Linked DNA regions of Mus musculus: region 2 is linked to region 1. A link is a loop called in an ENCODE intact Hi-C map of the cell type or tissue named here. Cell type or tissue: gastrocnemius. All regions are shown on one strand. Links, peaks and the distances in the headings refer to the core of each region. The heading gives the core; the rest is flanking DNA. Region 1 holds the start of Chd1 (chromodomain helicase DNA binding protein 1). Region 2 has its middle 22 kb from the start of Prdm9.

The links. A loop is a pair of places that touch in the nucleus more often than their neighbours do. Peaks named below come from ENCODE experiments on the same cell type or tissue, not always from the same donor. Only the 100,000 strongest peaks of a DNase experiment are listed, where the experiment ranks them.
Region 2: a loop joins it to region 1, with 2.3 times the contacts of the local background. A loop is called at or near these places in 3 of 42 quality-filtered maps.

Annotation. Positions count from the first base shown.
Region 1 is chr17:15,704,308-15,707,206 of GRCm38, forward strand. It overlaps Chd1 (chromodomain helicase DNA binding protein 1), which reads left to right and starts at 660. Exons shown (of 36, transcript NM_007690.3): 1 at 660-1,005; 2 at 2,633-2,832. The coding sequence starts at 2,780. It overlaps 5830433I10Rik (a long non-coding RNA gene), which reads right to left and starts at 1,070. Exons shown (of 2, transcript XR_001782213.2): 1 at 7-1,070. In gastrocnemius, for the core only: CTCF peaks have their summits at 717 and 1,325; DNase peaks (open chromatin) are centred at 345, 606, 1,228 and 1,706; H3K4me3 peaks cover 2,400 bases; H3K27ac peaks cover 2,233 bases.
Region 2 is chr17:15,584,217-15,587,115 of GRCm38, forward strand. No RefSeq gene overlaps it. Among named protein-coding and RNA genes, the nearest start is that of Prdm9, 22 kb to the left of the region's middle. In gastrocnemius, for the core only: a CTCF peak has its summit at 1,661 (motif pointing right); no DNase peak of the experiment used is centred there.

The DNA.
Region 1 (2,899 bases), core at 292-2,791:
GGATACAGTAATGACAGTAACTGTCAACTAAGCTGCAGCACCTTAGATCCAGTTACCAACGCCCCTCCAGTTCCGATTCCGCACGGCACCCTTCCACCCGCATTCCAGGGAGCGATCTAGGCAGGCACAGTTGTAAAAGTTCTTTTATGAACCAGGCATGGGCCACCCACACACGAATCAAGGAGCGTCCTGGGAGGTCAGCAGCTCGAACTCTATTTTCTCTCTTTCACTAAAGCCCCGCCCGGGAGGAGACTTAGTCGCTGGTCGCCCAGGCAAAGATCGCAGCGGGAGGCGACTAGGTTGCCCAATAGTTCTCTAGCTGCCCGGGTGACGCAGCAGCTCCGACCGGACTCCGGACACCCGGCGCGCGCGGCCGGCCCCCACCGCAGGCAGTCCTGGGCCCCCGCTCTGGATCCCTGCGCATCCGTGCCGTGACCAGAGCGCCCATCCCCGGGAGCCCCACGAACGCCAGGGGTAGCGCCGGTTACGAGTGCGAAGGCCGAGCCTGGGCTGGACTCGGTGGCTTTCCCCGAGGGGCGTGCACCACCTCGGCGCCCCGCCCCGCCCCGCCCCGCCCCCGCGCGTCGGCGGAAAGGCCGGGCGTGCGCGCCGCCGCCGCGCGCCGGGAAGGGGAGTGAACCGAGGCGGTGACGTCGCTCGGGAGGCGGAGGCGACAGCGACCTCGGCGGCGCCGCGCGGCGGAGACGGTTGCGCTCGATCGCGGTCTTGGCGTCATGGCGGCTGCCGGCGGCCGATAAGCGGCGGGGCGGGAGCGCGGACGGAGGAGGCGCCCTCGGTACTTCCCGCTCGGCCCGGGCGCCCGGAGATGAACTGATCGTCGGACCCGCTCCCCAGCTCCGCGCGTCTCCGCCCGCTGCCTCCCCTCCCCCTCTGCCGTCCGCGGCGCGGGTCCCGCGGCCTGGGCATCCAGGATCGCGGGCCCCCGCGCGGGGCATCCTCCGCCCGAGGCGCCGGCCCGCGCCACCCTTCGCCCTGTGCCCGCCGGTAAGGACGGGTCGGCGAGGCCGGGGAGGCCGGGAGCGGGCGAGGCCCGCGAGGCCCGGCGCGGCGCCGGGGGCGTGGGAGAGCGGCCCGGCGCATCCTCAGCGGCCTGGCGGCGCTGCCCGGCGCGCGGAGGGGACCAGCACGTGGGAGCGCGGGGCGGGTGGGGGGGAGGGGGCGGTGGCCGGGCGAGCCCGGGAGGGCGCGCGGCGGGGCTGCGGGAGCGGGAGGCGGGAAGGAGGCCGCGGCGCCCGGCTGCGGGGAGAAGGTGCAGCGGCCCCGCGCGGCGCCGCCCGGCAAACTTAGCCGGGAGCCCGGCAACTGCCAGGCGGGGAAGGAGGCTGCAGAGGGAGCCCTGGCCACTTCGGGGGCTCTTATTGTTGAGACGCGGGAGCGTCCGGAGTCCGGGCGCTCGGAGGAGAACTTAGGGCCGGACGGAGAAAGGAGGCGAGGCTGGAAAGGAAGTCCAGCGGACGGGGAAAGCCATCTTGAGGGGCGAGAGGAAGGTGAAAGGGAAAGCGCCTAGGCGAGTGAACTTTCTCAGCGCAGACTTTGCGGAGAGGAGGTGGAGGACTTCGGCCGGTTTCACCGGGGCTGGAATTAATAGTTAACGTTAGGAATTACTGTTGAGTGCTGTGGATCTTAGGTGACCTGTTCTCCCAGAGGTATGGAGACTGAGCTCTGCAGGTTGGAAATCCTGATCCAGGTGCAGAGTCGGCCCCCCGGGCGGAGGTGGCAGCAGCCTGTTTGGCCCCTCTGTTCTTTGGAGTGGAAATAATCAGTTAAGTCTCTGCTGGAGTCGGAGGACAACTCTGTTGCGTCCCGAGTGTGTCTTGGTGGTACTTTCTGGCTGGGGAAGGATCTGACGTCTCCTTCCCCCGCTTCTTCCTCTCCCTCCCCTGCCAGAGATCTCCTTTGTTTATTCGTGGTTGGCTTGTAGGTGACTCTAGTGCTCTGGCGGAAATCTTGAGAGGTGGAAATATTGTCTTGCTCCCCACCCCCGTCCCCGTCGTTTGCCTTGAAAATAAGATACAGTGTGTATTCTTTGTATTGCCTTTTTATGTTTTTTTTCAAGGCGTCTTAAGTACCTTACTGGGTATATAATTTTTTTTTCCACTCTACCATTGGTTTACCTGGTAAAAACTGTCTGTTTTGACGTTTGTAGTTTTGCTAAGATCATGATAACCTTTTATTACTCTCTTTTCCGAATGAACATTTAAAAACTTTCCTTAGCTGGATATGAAGTTCTTAGTAATAGGAGTTAGTGCTTCAGTAAACATAACCCTTACCCTCTCGTCGTTTGTTTGTCGAAGTTACCGAGTAGCATTTTCTCCTCTTTGGGAGTATGTATATGTTACTTTGTTTTAGGAATCTATATAAATAGTGCTACACAGTAGTAATTAGTCTGGAAAGTTTGTTGCTCTTCTGTCAAAACAGCACTAGCAGTGGCAGGCTAAGTCCTAGCAAGCAAGAATGCACTTAATAGATGCCTAGTTCTTGTACGTGAAAGGCGTCTGGGCCTTCGAGCCACCTCTAGTCTGATGGCCTAGGTCCATTTCTGGGAGTTCTAAGTCGGGCTTACATCTTTTCCTACAGCACATATTCTTAACTGCTAATCTATTTCCCGCAGGTGACACAGAGAGAGCCCCAGGAAACCCGTGAATGTTGAAGAAAATTCATCTTTGAAATTTTGATATTCGAGGAAATCTGCATTCATACTCATCTTTTATTAATCTGAGGGGATTTTTGTTTTATTTAAAACTTCTTGATATTTACAATGAATGGACACAGTGATGAAGAAAGTGTTAGAAATGGCAGCGGAGAATCAAGGTAAGCAAGTTCTTTAAACCAGCTGGTTACCTGAGACCTGAAACTGAGTGTTTTTATCAAATTGTCT
Region 2 (2,899 bases), core at 292-2,791, 120 kb before region 1:
CCCAAGCCTTTGAGAATAAGAGTATAGCCACCAAGATTGTACGAAAACATTCCACATTTGTGCCAGTCGTTTTCAAACCATGCTCCTTCAAAACGTTCTTCTGAAGCTGATATCTGAACTGTATCTGAACTACTAAAATTTGGCGTTAGAACTGATTTTCCAGCCTATATATTTAAAAGTGTATTAGGTGGGCTGGCAAGCTGGCTCAGTGATAACGGCTGCTTGTTACTAAGCCTGACAACCTGAGTTCAAGTCCCAGGACCCCCCACAGACTGAAAGAACAGAATGAGCTCCACGTCATTCACTGTGTCACGGTGGATATCCAAACACATACTACACATACAAATTAACTAATTAATTGAAATATTTTAAAATTTAATAGTAGAAAATGTTTACATTCCAGTACCCACTAGATGATAAAAATGAATGCCAAAAAATGAATATTAATTAAAAATTTAAACTTGAGCTTAAGTTTTAGCAAGCACTAGCTGTCACTAAGTTTTAGACAAGCATTCTTGTCTGTTCAGAAGATAATAAATTAGTGTTTCAACAATGAATACTCAGGATGTTGCTTAAAGATAAGTTTGTAATACCTCTATTGGCTAATGTATGTTCACAAATGGAGTTTCCTTTTTTAAAAAAGATTTTATTTATTTTAATTATGTGGAGGGTGGGTGCATGCACATGTGTGGATTTATTTTAATTTAATTTTAAATATTTATTTTATTTTTATTATGTAAAGGGTGGATGCATGGACTTGTGTGTGTGTGTGTGGGTGGGTGGGTGGGGGTTCGTGGCCAGGCTTAGAGGGCACCAAATACCCTGTTCCAGGAGGTCATGAGCCAAACTCTGCTTCTCTTCAAAACTAGCAAGCACTCTTAACTGCTGGGCCATCTCTTAAGCCCCTGCAAATGGACTTTCTTTAGTATCAATCCTGAGTTTTGACATTCGCACCAAAGCATTGCCATCTTATGTGTCACACAGACACAATTAGCTTTCCAAATTCACTGTCCTTACTCTTTTAGAAATGCAATTAGTTCCAAGTAAATAAAATTAGAGTATTTCTGTGTGTATGAGTAATAATATCACCTCTATATTTTAGGGAGGAACAAACGCAAGGGCTGAAGAGATGGCTCAGTGGGAAATGACACCTGCCACCAAGCATCATAATGTGAGCTTAAGGAGCCTTGGGCTAAGAAAGAATGACCAAGACATCTTTTCCTCTCAATAAAAATATTCTGTGTAAAAAGGAAGAGTCAAAATACAAATCAAATGTGCTTGCCCTGTGATGCTGTCCCCTTCTGTGTCTCCCATCTCCCTCCAGGAGATCTTCTGGAACCTGAATTATTGGAGTAAATTAGGTCCCTTAATACTCACACTCCAGTTTGTTGTGAGGGAATAATGCAAAGGCATCAAAAATAAAAAAGTGTCATAGTCAAAGTTATGTTCCTTGAGACTCAGTATCCTATTACCAAAGTCAAGGAATGCCTAGATTTTCTCCTTATCCTTCCCCACAATAAAAATATATCTCCGTTCTTTAGTTCTGCAGCTGAGCAAGAGGTGAGTCACAGTGGCACAGAAATTCAAATCATCCTAAATAAACACACGGGGAAATGATTGTTTCCGATCTCCCTAATCCCTAAACAAGCAGCCACCAGCAAATTTAAGCACCCATAGTATTTATCCATCAGAGGGCGCTAGAAGCTAACTTTGTAAAACAACCATGTGTGGGGACTTCCTTCTTTCCCTCCCTCCCTCCCTCCCTCCCTCCCTCCCTCCCTCCCTCCCTCCCTCCCTCCCTCCCTCCCTCCCTCCCTCTTCCTTCCTTCCTTCCTTGCTCTTTTTCCCTTTCCCTTTCCCTTTCCCTTTCCCTTTCCCTTTCCCTTTCCCTTTCCCTTTTTCCCTTTCCCTTTTTCCCTTTCCCTTTCCCTTTCCCTTTCCCTTTCCCTTTCCCTTTCCCTTTCCCTTTCCCTTTCCCTTTCCCTTTCCCTTTCCCTTTCCCTTTCCCTTTCCCTTTCCCTTTCCCTTTCCCTTTCCCTTTCCCTTTCCCTTTCCCTTTCCCTTTCCCTTTCCCTTTCCCTTTCCCTTTCCCTTTCCCTTTCCCTTTCCCTTTCCCTTTCCCTTTCCCTTTCTTTCTTTCTTTCTTTCTTTCTTTCTTTCTTTCTTTCTTTCTTTCTTTCTTTCTTTTTTTTGAGACAAAGTTTCTCTTTTTATCCCAGACTGTCCTAGAACTAGCTCTGTACACCTGTCTGCCCTTGAATGCAGAGGTCTGCCTGCCTCTGCCTCCTGAGTACTGGGATTAAAGGCCTGTGCTACCACTGCCTATTGATGCTTTTTCCTTCTTTCTTTCTTTCTTTCTTTCTTTCTTTCTTTCTTTCTTTCTTTCTTTCTTTCTTTCTTTCTTTCCTTCCTTCCTTCCTTCCTTCCTTCCTTCCTTCCTTTCTTTCTTTCTTTCTTTCTTTCTTTGAGACAGGGTTTCTCTGTATAGCCCTGGCTGTCCTGGAACTCACTTTGTAGACCAGGCTGGCCTCGAACTCAGAGATCCACCTGCCTTTGCCTCCCAAGTGCTGGGATTAAAGGCATGCGCCACCACACCCAGCTTCGATGCTTTTTTCTTTTTTTTTTTTAATTTTTATTTGTTTTTTTATTAGATATTTTCTTTATATACATTTCAAATGCTATCTCGAAAGTTCCCTATCCCTCCCCCCACCAGCCCTGCTCCCCTACCCACCCACTCCTGCTTCTTGGCCCTGGCATCCCCCCTGTACTGGGGCATATAAAGTTTGCAATACCAAGGGGCCTCTCTTCCCAGTGATGGTCGACTAGGCCATCTTCTCCTACATATGCAGCTAGAGATATGAGCTCTGGGGGTACTGGTTAGTTCATATTATTGTTCCAC